Regions from separate parts of the Homo sapiens genome. Here region 2 is linked to region 1. The links are chromatin contacts, found by Hi-C or POLR2A ChIA-PET in ENCODE. All regions are on one chromosome and are shown on one strand. The core of a region is the stretch at or near the end of the contact, and the rest is flanking DNA. Distances in the headings are between cores, read along the strand shown. Region 1 holds the start of LINC01792 (long intergenic non-protein coding RNA 1792). Region 2 overlaps CFLAR (CASP8 and FADD like apoptosis regulator).

Region 1 (7,412 bases), core at 2,332-4,831:
TCAGTACGTCTGTGTTTTCTCCTCTGGGAGCTCAGCTACCCTCTCAGCCAAGATGTCCTGCATCTGGGCCAGGCTGCAGCCAGCGCCTATTGTCAGTCCTGGAAAGCAACTTGTTTTTACTGGTGACATAAGAGGAGCAGCTGAATTGTAATCATGGCACCAGGACCTCAGTGTTTGGCCAGTGCAGTGAGTATCCACATTGGCTCACAGAGAGTCGCTGGGAACTCAAAAACAGCACAGATGCCCCACTCCCAGATCAATTCAATTAGAATCTCTGCTGCCTTTTTTTTTTTTTTTTTTTTTGAGACAGAGTCTTACTTATTGCCCAGGCTGGAGTGCAGTGGTGCAATCTTGGCTCACTGCAACCTCCATCTCCCAGGTTTAAGCAATTCTCATGCCACAGCCTCCCAAGTAGCTGGGATTACAGGCACCTGCCATAGCCCTGGCTAATTTTTTTTTTTTTTAGACAGAGTTTCGCTCTTGTTGCCCAGACTGGAGTGCAATGGCGTGATCTTGGCTCACCTCAACCTCCGCCTCCCAGGTTCAAGCGATTCTCCTTCCTCAGCCTCCTAAGTAGCTGGGATTACAGGCATGCGCCACCATGTCTGGCTAATTTTGTATTTTTAGTAAAGACGGGGTTTCTCCATATTGGTCAGGCTGATCTCGAACTCCTGACCTCAGGTGATCCTCCCACCTCGGCCTCCCAAAGTGCTGGGATTACAGGCGTGAGCCACCTGCGCAGCCTAATTTTGTATTTTTAATAGAGACGGTGTTTCACCATGTTGGCTAGGCTGGTCTCGAACTCCTGACCTCAAGTGATCTTCCTGCCTTGGCCTCCCAAAGTGCTGAGATTACAGGCGTGAGCCACTGCGCCCAGCCTGGATCTCTGCAGATTTTTAAAAGGCTTCAAGGTGTTTTTACACAGCCAGAGTGAGATCTCCTGGGCTGGTCCACATTCTTCTTTTGACAGACACAAGGAAATAGAGGCTAGAGAGAAGGAATGACAGCAAAAACTTGCAGGTGGCAGACCTTACCAGAATTTTCCATGACCTCCTCCTGACTGATTGTGGTGAAGCTATGCAAAGTTGCTTTGTGATTAAGGGGGATAAATCGAATGGCATTACAATAAGGCAAAGGTCATTCAATTCCCCAGGTTGTTGTCTAAAATCTGTAATGCTTGGATTTCAGGTTTTGCACCCGATACTCAAAATCTTCAACAATCAGTTTTGTGAGGGGCACTGGTCAATTGGCCCATGTAAGGAGCTGCCCCAGCCATTTATGTTGAGCGTTACTGGGTATGAGGAAGTTGGGGGCTCCTGGGAAGGGTCCAGGGAAGTAATGGGAGAGCATCTAGCGATCGAAGTAATGCTATTTGCTAACTGGCAAGGAAATAATTCAAAATTTCAACCAACTTTGGAGCCATAAGTTGTGAGTATTGGCAGGATATTAGCATGAGCTTCAGGGTTTTTCTTCAGTAAGGATGAAAGGGTTCAAATCAGTCTTAAAAAGTGAAGTAGTCACCCAAACCCCCAGGAGATGAGTTAGGCAGCCTTTTAAAATTAATCCTTCACACCCGGGGTTTGCAGAATGAAACACTAACGTAGAGTGACTTGACATTACTAGCTGGGCTGGTTCTAATTGCAGTTAGTCTGTTTTTATCAGGTTGGGCTTTGATTTATCTCTTGTTGACTAATCTTTGAGAATATTTCACCCTCCTACATAGCTGTATTTTATCAATATTAAGAATGTACTTGGCATGACACCTCCCCCACCTTGCCAGCATACTCATGCAACACCCCGCTGCCTCAGTAATCTCAGCTAATTTAGTTGATAAGGGAACCATGAGCTGCTCCTTGTTATCCTTATGCTAAACAAATCTAAACTATCCCTCCCCGCTGGAATGTCTCAGCCTGGAGTTCTCACCCTGTTTCTGTTTTAGCGTCTCCTAAAATGTACTCTGTAACAGGGGATCTAATTTCATCCCAGACCCATCAGTGATGGTCTGTTGCTTCCTTATCACAGGTTTCAGTGGAGCCTGTTTTTTAACTTCTGGAAGGTCCTGGCCTGCCTTATCGTTGCAGGAGTACTAGGAAAATCAAGCTTTTTTTTTTTTTTTTTTTTTTTTCAGTCATACAATTCCTTCTCCCTAAGGAGAAGACCCAGAGCCTTATTAGTGGAGGAGAAACCAGAAACAAAAAAACATAATTATTATTAAGGTCAGAAGCATCACATAGACCAGCATCACCACCTCTTATTTGACACAGAGGGAAAAGGGCAGTTCAACCCCAGTGGGGATTGAAGTATCCCTGTCTGCTCTATTGCCTGAATCCTCATAAGAGTTCAAACACAGTTTGAAGCCAAATAACTCCATTTCCATTGCACACATCACCATGTCACCTCATGCTAGGCACGACACACCTTCTGCCAGGCTATACTGAGAACATTCTACTTAATGTGGTTCTATTCATATTTTATTCCATCTCTGGTCACAAAATCTAGGTTTCTTCCAATGCAAGTGAAAAGAACTTCAACTTTGATTCTCAGAAAGGGCATTTCAGTGGAACTCTATGCTTTTCAGAGTTCATGGGTCTATGAGGTAAACATGCAATGACTTTCTGGAGCACTCACTATACTAAAGATTTTGAGAAAACAAATGTATACTGAGCCAAACATGTAGGTCATATGATTGAGCATGCAAACCTTAAACAAATGTTTAAGTCAAAATTACAGCTGTGCAAAAATGTATTTCCTGGGTGTGCTGGTGGGGAACACATCTGGCTCCAGTACATCCCACCCCTGCCAGTGTCCTTCACTCATCTGGGACTTAGGAAAAGTTCGAGAATCGTGGAAACTTTCCTGCAAGCCACTAGAGGGTACTCATGCTTTAATTTTAAGAGCCCTAAAGGAAGGCGCATTGTTTGTTTTAGCTCTGCTTTGCAGAGACCAAACTGAGCAGTTAACTCACATAGCTAATTGGACAGGCTGTGGGGTGGACCTGAGGGGTAGAATGGCAGTAACAAAAAGAGTGTTGGCCAGGCGCAGTGGCTCACGCCTGTAATCCCAGCACTTTGGGAGGCTGAGGCGGGTGGATCACGAGGTCAAGAGATCGAGACCATCCTGGCCAACATGGTGAAACCCTGTCTCTACTAAAAATACAAAAATTAGCTGGGCGTGGTGGCGCACACCTGTAGTCCCAGCTACTCGGGAGGCTGACGCAGGAGAATTGCTTGAATCTGGGAGGTGGAGGTTGCAGTGAGCTGAGATTGCACCACTGCACTCCAGCCTGGCGACAGAGCGAGAGTCTGTCTCAAAAAATAATAATAATAATAAAAAATAAACAGAAAGTTTAATGAGGAACAATATATTTACATAGTTTCAAAGTATCTCCCCACAGAATATTTATTAACTACAGAAGGAGAAAAACCACCTCACTGTGGAGAGTCCTGGTAGACACCATCTTAACCAAGTGGGACATGTTGAAGTCATGTGTCACCTGGCAGGATGCCATGAGGGGAACACAGAGTCACTTTTGTAATATTCTGACAAAGACTCATAACATCGATCTAACCACGACAAAACAATAGACAAACTCAAAATGGGAGACATTGGACAAGATAACTGGCCAAACTCTTCCGAAGTGTCAAAGTCATGATGTCAAAGAGAGAGGGGAGACCTGATTCCTGCTCCAGGACACCTCAGAGACAGGACAACTAAATGAAAAGTGAGATTCTGTATTGAATATTTTTGCTATAAAATACTTGATTGGGACAACTGGCGAATCTTGAATGGAGTCTGATAATTAGATAGTAGTTGTGAACTGCTGTTAATTTCTGGATTCTGATGGGTATATTGTATAGTGTGTAGGACTAAACTCTTAAGTGTTCAGGGGTTTGGGGCATTAGGTCAGCAATTTACTCTCAAATGATTCAGGGTAAAAAAAATTCTTTGTACTGTACATGCAAATTTTCTGTAAACTTGTCATTGTTTCAAAAGCTAAAAATGAGTTAAAATTTTTGTGATCAATTCTGGTAAAGAGAAGATTAAGAACTGGCTAAATAATGTTCTTCAGGTATGACAAGTGTTGTTATAAGGAAGGTCTTTTTCATCTGCTGAGAAACTTAATAGATTCATGTTAGACATACGTATTTAATTCAATTTCACTTATTTCCTAAACAAGCCTTACATGAGTCTATTTATAGAAAGCATTCATATTAAATACAAATACAATAGTCAAATCATTAAAATAAGTGTAAAAGATGAGAGTCAAGAAATGAGATGAAATGAATAATAAGAGAGTAGGAATTTATATATGATAAAAACTGGCCAGGTGCGGTGGCTCATGCCTGTAATCCTAACATTTTGGGAGGCCGAGGTGGGTGGATTGCCTGAGCTCAGAAGTTCGAGACCAGCCTGGGCAACACGGTGAAACCCCGCCTCTACTAAAATACAAAATAAATTAAATGGGGGTGGCGGCAGGCGCCTGTAGTCCCAGCTACTCGGGAGGCTGAGGCAGGAGAATTGTTTGAACCTGGGAGCCAGAGGTTGCAGTGAGCCAAGATCGCACCACTGCACTCCAGCCTGGGCGACAGAGCTAGACTCTGTCTCTGCAAACAACAAGAACAACAACAACAACAACAAAAGCCAAAACTAAATGAAGCATAAAATTTAACTTTGAGTTTCCTGGTTGCCAAGGCAAAGATATAAAAAGTTACCAAGTGCTTATTTTGCAATAAGCCCTGGCTGGGTCCTAAGTCTAGCCACTGAGCCTCTGCTGCATCTGAGTCTCTTTCTCCCTCACTGTCCTTCCCTCACCATCTGCCATAGCCTCTCAAGCTCACAGTTCTTTGTCTCTGTTGCTGGTGGCCTGGCTTTTTCTTCCAGCTGCTTGTCTCTGGTGGCATTCTATACTTGTGTGCCAGGATAGCTTTCCATTTTTGCCTAGTGCTGTGAGGAAATTGCCCTTTTCTTAGTAAAAATAAAGTTCAGAACCTCAGAGTTGGCACTGGGTGGTCCATACGGCCTTGGCTTTCACCCAAGACTCACTTCCTTTGGGATCTATGTCTGATCCTACCATTGACACATTGGTCTAACGGGGCACTGTTTCCCTCTCTTTTTCTTATACTGGACGGAGGACTCTTGGGTTGATTCTCTGTAGACCGACTGATCAGAGTAAGAATGTTCATATAAGAATTGGATAAATGACAGGAGGAAACAAAAGGACAAGAAAAAGAGACAATTTCATTGATCTTTACAACTCAGCTTACTTCTCTTCAATTGTTGAACCAATAAATGGGTTCTTCCTGGTTCCTGGTCTACCTTCTCATGATGGTTACTATTATTTATACCCACTGGCCAGGGGTGCCTGTGACTTCCATGGTTGACCTGTGAGACCAACAGAATCTGAGCTCCCTCAGTTCTAGTTTCCTAAATTCACGTCCTTCCTCTGGGTTACTGAAACTAGGCATGGCCTCCCCATTCAAGAAGATCCAACCTACCTTCAGATGTGAGCTTTGTATTTATAGATGCCATCAGGATACTAGACCGCCCTCCCAATAAGCCTAGGCGATGTGCCCACATATGCTCAATATGGTAAAAGGATGGTTAGTTTCTTGTCACTTCCAGTGAGATCTCCCTGTTCCTTATTTGGACAAATTCTCATGTCTGATGGGGTACCTTGCTCAACTTCCCATGCTATTTGTATGGGGCTGTTTTGGTCATCCCTGGTTTGACTCACAGCTTTTATAACCAATCCCCCATTAGACAAGAGAAGAGGGTCACAAGAGGCAGGATATAAGGCAAGATTTCTGGAGAGCAAGAAATATTAGAAAGCCCAAAGTGCTGCATCCTATTAGACACTAAGACTGAAAGGCATAAGCACTAAATCCATGCTGGGAAGCACTAAAAGCTTTGCAAAAATCCCTCTATCTTGATCTGTTCTCACTATTCACAGGATCATTTAATATCAACCTATAAACCTGTGGCAGGTTTATGTGTACTAAGGCATTGCAGGAAGGAAATTATGGGACTCATCTCAAAATTGTCTGCCTTCCTGTTCTGATAATATAACATTTCTCTTTCTAATGAAAACCTTTCAATAAAAAAATAAAATTGATAATAATAGACAATATTAAAAATATAAACAACTGAGCACACCTTTTCAAAGTTCCTTTTCCATTCTAAAGGGGAATAATTTTAGGACAGTATTAGATACCTCTTACCTAAAATATCCAGTGGCAGACAAACTAGTGCTTTGAGCAAAAGCTTCATTAGCCTGCAAAAAAGAATATGATGAAAGGAAAAATACACAGCTGGACAAAAGCAAAACATGGGAAAATAACCATTTTCTAGATGTCATAGTTTTCCTTATTGTTGGGAATGTTATTTTCCTGAGTGAACAAGCAGAGTGCCCAAGTGGGTTCTCTGCCCAGGATGATTGCTAAGGATGCCCAGGATAATTGCTAAGTCACTGCTTTGGTGGATCTATTTAAAGAGCAAAGGAAAAAGCGATGAAGGTAAACATCTGTGGTGGAAGTTTAAATTCAGGGTTCCCAAACAAAGTCTAACCAAGGATCTCCATCCTCCTGTCTCCATATATGGGGAAACAGTCTGGGTGGAGCTTCGGCTTGGTTGGAATATGTATATATTTTTAAGTTTCAGAGAAACTAAGAGATAAAGGAGGCAAGTTTGGTAATCCCTCAAGTTACTGCTACCGCATCCCATCCATCGCCGCTCCCTGAGGGCTTCCCACAAAACTTCAAAATCACCAGGAGACTTTCTAACAGCACTAATTAAATACTCAGGGGCCTTGCAGAACTTCTGCTGCCTCAATTTTTAAAAATCTGGGTCATGTTTTAAAATGAAGTCTTTATTCTGAAAGAAGAACAAGAACTACCACCCAAAGACTATCCAGTTTTCCCCAGGAATGTTTGAAATGCAGGTATGGAAAATAGCAAGCATTTGTAGCTTTAACTAAAGATGTTTTTCAAAATGTAATCCAATATAACAGCTTCTCCTGCAAGAACTTCCTTTAAATGTATTGCTTTTTTCTCTGCAAATTTCCAAAAGTGAACTTTAGATGATGTAGGCTCTATCTTCCTTAGCGAATAACCAGACACACACTAAGTGGTATTTAAATATGAATGGCTTTAACACTGTTACTGAGCTATTTCTCCAGGTGTGAGTAAATAGCCAGATGAACCAGAGATTTCTGTTTCGTAAGATCTGGTTGCAAGGTGAATGACTGATTTATATCTGTCCCTTATGAACTCAGCTTACTAATCTTTAATTTCTGGACCAATATATGAATGCCTTTCTTCCTAGCTCCTAGTCACCTCCTTATGATGGAGATACTATCCATTTTATATCCAAAAGCCAGGAGTGCTACTTAAAGCGTGGTTCAGCAGTGCCAGCGT
Region 2 (7,412 bases), core at 2,981-5,480, 440 kb before region 1:
GCAAGGAATCTTGCCACCATCCCAAAGCTATGAGCAAGAATTCAGGGCTCAAACGTGGGTCTCTCTGACTCCGAACCCCTTGCTCTTGATCCCCGGGCTACCATTGCCCGAATCTCAGTATGACATCGTGTAGCATCTGTAACTGCGGGCAGGGGGTGGTGATGCCACAGTGAGGCTTCACTTTGGTGCCACAGGGGCTTTAAGAAGGGACAATCAGTCAGACATTCCTTGGAGGAGGAAGTATTTGATCTAGGTCTGGAAGGTAAAGGTAGAATAAAGACCCAGGAAGTAAAACTGTAACTTTTATCCTACTGCTCCAGGGAAACATTTGAATCAGGTTACAGAGGGGAGATGGCGTGCAGTGCAGATATTTGTACTCAGCATTTTCTACTTCCTCCTACACACAGTTACTGAGGGCATGTTGATGGTGGTAGAATAAACACGTCTTACAATCTCTTTCCTGATTGGTTGCAGTCTACTGAGTGCACGTGAAGGGCCAATCAAAACCTTCATGGCCTTTTGTAGAGGTGGATGTCAACTACTGCTTTAGTTCCACATTAGTAGGGGGTAGTGGTAGCAGTGGTTGGCTTTCCTTGACATACAATCTGTGGTCCAAGTTCCCCACCCTCTGTCTGGGTAGACTAAAGGGTAATGACTCCTGGCTGGGCACGGTGGCTCACACCTGTCATCTCAGCACTTTGTGAGGCCGAGGTGGGTGAATCACCTGAGGTCGGGAGTTTGAGACCAGCCTGACCAACATGGAGAAACCCCATCTCTACTAAAAATACAAAATTAGCCGGGCATGGTGGCACATGCCTGTAATCCCAGATACTCAGGAGGCTGAGGCAGGAGAATCACTTGAACCCGAGAGGCAGAGGTTGCAGTGAGCCGAGATCATGCCATTGCACTGCAGCCTGCATAACAAGAGCGAAACTCCATCCAAAAAAAAAGAGTAATGACTCCTAAAGGATTGGCATAAGCCATGGGGGAGGAGGAAGGGATATACTGGCTAGAGAAGAGCTCAGAGCACTGAAACCTCCACCCCAACCTATGAGGGTCCTCAGAAGGTCTTGAAGTAGCAAGTCTTCTAGATTTGACACCCCCAACCTCCAAGACCTCCTTACCCCCACTTTGCTCCATACCTTTGTTACGGGATCTTTGGGGTATCAATTTTCTGGCTGGAAACCTCTCTGACTGCAGCACCTTTGCCCGAGTTCTGGCCTGCGTCCAGGAAGAATGAGGTACACAGACAAGTGAAGGGTGAACAAGATGAAGAAGAGCTTTATTTAGTGCTAGAACAGCTCAGAGGAGGCCCACAGTGGGTAGCTCCTCTCTGTAGGCAGGTCATCTGTCCAGTGCTCAGTTCTCAGTGGAGAGGAGGCCCTGGAAAGGGTGGCTTCTCTCTGCTGGCAGGTTGTCTCTGCAGCTCTCAGTGGAGAAGGTAGCTCTTCTCTGCAGCCAGCCATCCCATTGTCTCCAGCTATCAGCAGAGAGTACTCCTCTCTGCAGCTGGTCATCCCACCACCTCTCTGCCCTCTTTGTCCTCTGGCCATCCTCTGCCCTGCTCTGGCTGAGCCCAGGGCTTTTATGGACCTCAGAGAGGAGGAAGTGGCTGCCAATTTGTCCACGGGCACCCAGAAGAGGCACCATGAGTCCCTACTACAATCCACAGGACTGGCAGCCCCACCCCCAGCCTTCAGCCCTCCCTGGCCTGAAGGAGGACCTTACTGGGGACCTGCCCCCTTCTGCCTCCCATTGCCATTCAAGGCCCCAGGACTTGGCCCCAACCCCACTTCAAGATTGGAGAAGGTGCCAGGAGTGAAGAGAGGCCAGGCAGCGGGAGCAGACACCCCCAAGCCTGCGGGATGGGGTGGGAGGGGGTCCTTCCTGGGGCCCCCAGGGTGCAGGCTGCAGAGATGCCCAGGTCCTGCACCTAGGAGGGTGGCTGCAGCCACACCCTGGTGTTGGGAACAGTCCCCCAAATCTGGCCATAAACTGACCCGAAAACTGGCCATAAACAAAATCTCTGCAGCACTGTGACATGTTCTTGATGGCCATGATGGCCACGCTGAAGGCTGTTGTTTTACCGGAATGAGGGCAAGGAACACCTGGCCCACCCAGGGCGGAAAACTGCAAAAAGGCATTCCTAAACCACAAACAATAGCATGAGTGATATGTGCCTTAAGGATATGTTCCTGCTGCAGATAACTAGCCAGAACCCATCCCTTTGTTTCGGCCCATCCCTTTGTTTCCCATAAGGGATACTTTTAATTAATCTATAATCTATAGAAACAATGCTTATCACTGGCTTGATGTCAATAAATATGTGGGTAACTCTCTGTTCGGAGCTGTCAGCTCTAAAGGCTGTCAGCCCCCTGATTTCCCACTCCACACTCTATATTTCTGTATGTGTGTCTAATTCCTCTAGCACCACTGGGTTAGGGTGTCCGTGACCAAGCTGGTCTCTGCACCCAGGAAGGCAGATCCTGCCTGCTCCCAGCCCTCCTCCAAGAGCACAGGGGGGCTCAGATCCACAGCCGCAGTCTGGGTGGCTGGGTTTGGGCAGCTGCAGCAGCACCCGAGGAGCTCCCGCTCCAACTCAGAAGGTGGGGGGCACCCACCAGCTCCGTGGAGTGTGCACCCAGAGCCATGCCTCCCTGCTGCAGCCAGCATGATGGCAGCAGCCACTGCCATCGCCTTTATCCACACATTCCAGACCTTCCCAGACCTGTCATATGTGGTATATGGCATGAAACTAAGGTCTGAAGGAGTAGACTTTTTCTGTTAAAGACCCCATCAGAGATTTCCAGATAGTCAACAGGAAAGAGACGATAGCTAGACAAGTAAAATGCAACCAGGCCCGGGCAGTGTGGTGCTGTCTCCTATAGTACCAGCTATTGAGGAGGCTGAGGTAGGAAGATCACTTGAGCCTAGGAGTTGGAGACCAGCCTGGGCAACATAGAAAGATCCCATCTCCAAAGAAAAAAAGTGACCCATTTTGTGTTTGCTATGCCACATAATAGAAGAACAGAGCAGCTAGGAAATTCTGGGGTGGCAAAACCTCAAAGTTCCGCAAGATGGCAGTAGTTCCTAAAAGTTAAATTAGCAATAGTTTGTCTAGGGAACTAGGTGGACGTGGTTAAATTGAGTAATGTAGGCTGGGTGTGGTGGCTCATGCCTGTAATCCCAGCACTTTGGGAGGCTGATGCAGGCGGATCACCTGAGGTTAGGAGTTTGAGACCAGCCTGGCCAAATGATGAAACCCTGTCTCTACTGAAAATACAAAAAAATTAGCCGGGCATGGTGGTGGGCGCCTGTAATCCAGGAGGCTGAGGTAGGAGAATCTCTTGAACCTGGGAGGCGGAGGTTGCAGTGGGCCGAGATCATGCCATTGCACTCCAGCCTGGGCAACAAGAGTGAAACTCTGTCTCAAAAAAAAAAAAAAAAAGAAAAAGAAAAATTGAGTAATGTGTACAATATATATTTATATATATTTATAAATATATTTAAATTTAAAATATATTATATAAATATATTATAAAAATAATTTTATATAACAGATTGTATAGTATATAAATTTAAAATACATATTTTATATATCAATAAATTTAAAATGTTGTATATAAGAAACCACTATATATGTTTATATGGATTTTCTTGAGACAGGGTCTTGCTCTGTCACACAGGCTGGAGTGCAGTGGCAAGATCATAGTTCACTGCAGCCTCAACCTCCAGGGCTCAAGTGATCCTCCCACCTCAACCTCCAGAGTAGCCGGAACTAAAGGCATGTCCCACCATGCCCAGCAAATTTTTAAAAATGTTTTTGTAGAAACTGGCTCTCACTTCATTGCCCAGCCTGATCTCGAGCTCCTGGGCTCAAGCAATCCTCCCACGTCAACCTCCCAAAGTGCTGGGATTACAGGCATGAGCCACGGCACTTGGTCTGAGTAAAACAGTTTTAATGCTGCTCAAAAAAGGTAAGATAAACGCAGAAAGGCCTTTCACTTCAAGGTTAGTTTGTTGTTTCTAGGGCAAAAAACAGTGAGAAACTGCTAGTATTTGACATAATTTTTCAGAAGGAAGCATATGACTTAGCCACATCTATAAAAATTCACAATGAGGCAAGTGACAAGAAATGTCACCATATCAAAGTATACAAAGAAGGGGTTTGTTACAATGGGTACATTCAGGTCTGAGCAAGGCAGGAGAGGGCTCCCCCGACACACACCAAGAGTGTTGGGCAACCATCAGGTGATGGTCAGGCGGTTGTTAAATGTTTCTGTAAAGTAATAATTGGTCACAGGTGGTGCCAGGGACAGGCAGCTCCCCCGCCCGCCCCCCCCCCCCGCAATAGAAAACACCTGAGACTGATCATCAGCTTCTCAAAAAGATCTCAGGAGTGGGGAAAAGTAACACAAGATCCCGGAAGTATGCCAGCATATAAAACCCCAAGTCAAGAGGGCAAGCCCTGCACCTGGTTTCTCAGGTCACCTGCTTGGCCCTCTTCCAAGTTATACTTTCCTTCTTTTCTTTCCTTTCCTTACTGTTCTAAAGCTTAATAAACTTTCTTGGCTCACTGCAACCTCCGCCTCCCAGGTTCAACTGATTCGCCTGCCTCAGCCTCCCGAGTAGCTGGGATTAGAGGCATGGACCACCATGCCCAGCTGATTTTTCTATTTTTAGTAGAGACGAGGTTTCATCATCATGATGGCCAGGCTGGTCTCGAACTACTGACCTCAAGTAATCCACCTGCCTCAGCCTCCCAAAATGCTGGGATTACAGGCATGAGCCACTGTGCCCAGCCTAAAGCGTAATAAACTTTCACTGTTGCTCTGAAACTTGCCTCGGTCCCTCCTTCTGCCTTATGCCCCTCAGTCAAATTCTTTCTTCTGAGGAGGAAAGAATTGAGGTTGCTGCAGATTTACCACCAGTAACTTGGATACCGTCCACCAGTAACAACTTCCGTTAAGATGGCAATACACCTCAAATTTATTTTTATTTTGAGACAGGGTCTCACTCTGTTCCCCAGGCTGGAGTACAGTGGCACAATCTCAGCTCACTGAAACCTCCACCTCCCGGGCTCAAGTGATCCTCCCACCTCAGCCTTCCGAGTAGCTGGTACTACAGGCGCATGCTACCATACCCAGCTAATTTTTGTATTTTTAGTAGAGACAGGGTTTTGCCGTGTTGCCCAAGGTGGCCTCAAATTCCTTGGCTCAAGCGATCCACCATCCTCAGCCTCCCAAAGTCCTGGGATTACAGGCATGAGCCACTGCGCCCAGCCAAACTTATCTTTGTATGTTTGTTATAGGCAAAAGTACCCCAAGGTTAAGGCTCAGCCCAAGAGGTCAAGTGGGTTCAGGAAAGAATTCAAGAGCATGCTGACAGAATAAAGTGAAAGCAAGTTCATTAAGAAAGTAAAGGAATAAAAGAATGGCTACCCCATAGGAAGAGTAGCCCTGATGGGCTGCTGACTGGCTATATTTATGGTTGCTTCTTGACTATACGCTAAACAAGAGGTGGCTTATTCATGAGTTTTCCAGGAAAGAAGTGGGGAGGTCTGGACCTTTTAGACCATACAGGGTAACTTCTGAAAGTTGCTATGGCAGTTGTAAACTATCATGGTGCTGTAGAAGTTTCTTTTAGCGTGCTAATGTATTATAATTACCATAGAATGGGCAGCAAAGGTAACCAGAGGTCTCTTCTGTCACCATCATGGTTTTGGCTGGTTTGGGTTGGCCTTTCTACCACATCCTGTCTTATCAGCAGGGTCTTACAGGGTCTTGTGGTCTTGGGAAACCAGTCCTGCCAAACTCCTCTCATTCAGTGTAATCACTATCAAAATTCCAGAGGCCCTTTTTACATAAATTTGCAAGTGAATCCTAACAGTTATATGAAAATTTAGGGAAAGGTAAACCCAATACAGCCCTAACAATTTTGAAAAAGAACAGGCCAGTTGCAGTGGCTCACCCCTCAGCACTTTGGGAGGTGGAGGTGGGAGGATTGTTTGAGGCCAGGAGTTTGAGACCAGCCTGGGCAACATAGCAAGGCCTCATCTCTACAAAAGAAAAAAGAAGAACAACAACAACAACAAAGTTAGAGGACTACATTTCTGGATTCCAAAACTTACTACGAAGTTACAATAATCAAGACAGTGTGGTACTACCATAAGATAGAGCAACAGAATTGAGTCCAGAAATAAACCCTTATAGTTAGTTGATTTGTGATAAGTATAAAATAATTCTATAGGGAAAAAATAGTATTTTCAATAAGTAATGCTAAGACAAGTGAACATTTATGTGCAAAAGAATGAGGCTGGATGCTTATCTCGCACTGCATACACAAAAATAACTCAAAATGGGTCAAAGAGCTAAAATCATAAAACTTTAGAAGAAAACATAGGGGTAACACCTCATAGGCAATTGATTTAGACAATGGTTTTTTAGGTATGACACCAAAAGCATAAGCAATAACATAAAAAACAGAAATCAAGTGAACTTCATCAAAATTTAAAACTTGTACTGTATAGTATCCAGAAAGTGAGAAGACAATCCATGGAATGGGAGAATATATTCACAAAGATTGTACCTGATAAGAAACTAGTATCCAGAATATTAAAAAGAATGCTTACAACTCAACAATAAAAAGACAACCCACCGGGTGTGGTGGCTCACGCCTGTAATCCTAGCATTTTGGGAGGCCGAGGCAGGCAGATCACCTGAGTTCAGGAGTTCAAGACCAGCCTGGCCAACATGGCGAAACCCTGTCTCTACTAAAAATACAAAAATTAGCCAGGCGTGATGGTGGGTGCCTGTAATCCCAGTTACTAGGGAGGCCGAGGCAGGAGAGTCGCTTGAACTCAGGAGGTGGAGGTTGCAGTGAGCCGAGATTGCACCACTGCACTCCAACCTGGGCGACAGAGTGAGATTCCATCTCAGAAAAATAAAATAAAATAACGCAGTTTTAAAATGAGAAAGGACTTGAGGCCAGGCACAGTAGCTAATGTCTGTAATGCCAGCACTTTGGGAAGCCAAGGCAGTCAGATCACCTGAGGCCAGGAGTTCGAGACCAGCCTGGCCAACATGGTGAAACCCTGTCTTTACTAAAAATACAAAAATTGGCTGGGCGCGGTGGCTCACGCCTGTAATCCCAGCACTTTGGGAGGCCAAGGCAGGCGGATCACGAGGTCAGGAGATAGAGACCATCCTGGCTAACACGGTGAAACCCTGTCTCTACTAAAAATACAAAAAATTAGCCGGGCGTGGTGGAGGGCGGCTGTAGTCCCAGATACTTGGGAGGCTGAGGCAGGAGAATGGCATGAACCCAGGAGGCGGAGCTTGCAGTGAGCTGAGATTGCACCACTGCACTCCAGCCTGGGCCACAGAGCGAGACTCCGTCTCAAAAAACAATAC

The links. A loop is a pair of places that touch in the nucleus more often than their neighbours do. ChIA-PET counts read pairs that join two places held with the same protein, here RNA polymerase II (POLR2A). Pooled maps may share reads with other maps.
Region 2: a loop to region 1 is called in a pooled map, with 4 times the contacts of the local background. The contact joins the enhancer-like site here to the promoter of LINC01792 in region 1. A Hi-C loop is called at or near these places in 3 of 50 pooled maps. POLR2A ChIA-PET finds 5 or more read pairs at or near these places in 2 of 52 experiments (activated CD4-positive, alpha-beta T cell and activated T-cell).

The regions. Positions count from the first base shown.
Region 1 is chr2:200,731,346-200,738,757 of GRCh38, reverse strand. LINC01792 (long intergenic non-protein coding RNA 1792) reads left to right here and starts at 3,581. Exons shown (of 3, transcript NR_037886.1): 1 at 3,581-3,721. It also overlaps the pseudogene AOX3P-AOX2P, the pseudogene AOX3P and the pseudogene AOX2P.
Region 2 is chr2:201,173,214-201,180,625 of GRCh38, reverse strand. CFLAR (CASP8 and FADD like apoptosis regulator) reads right to left here. Exons shown (of 10, transcript NM_003879.7): 10 at 3,939-7,412. Among named protein-coding and RNA genes, the nearest start is that of CASP10, 6.2 kb to the left of the region's middle. Within about 2 kb of position 4,230, at least 4 of the 41 ENCODE cell types and tissues checked have a DNase peak (open chromatin) inside an H3K27ac peak, as active enhancers do.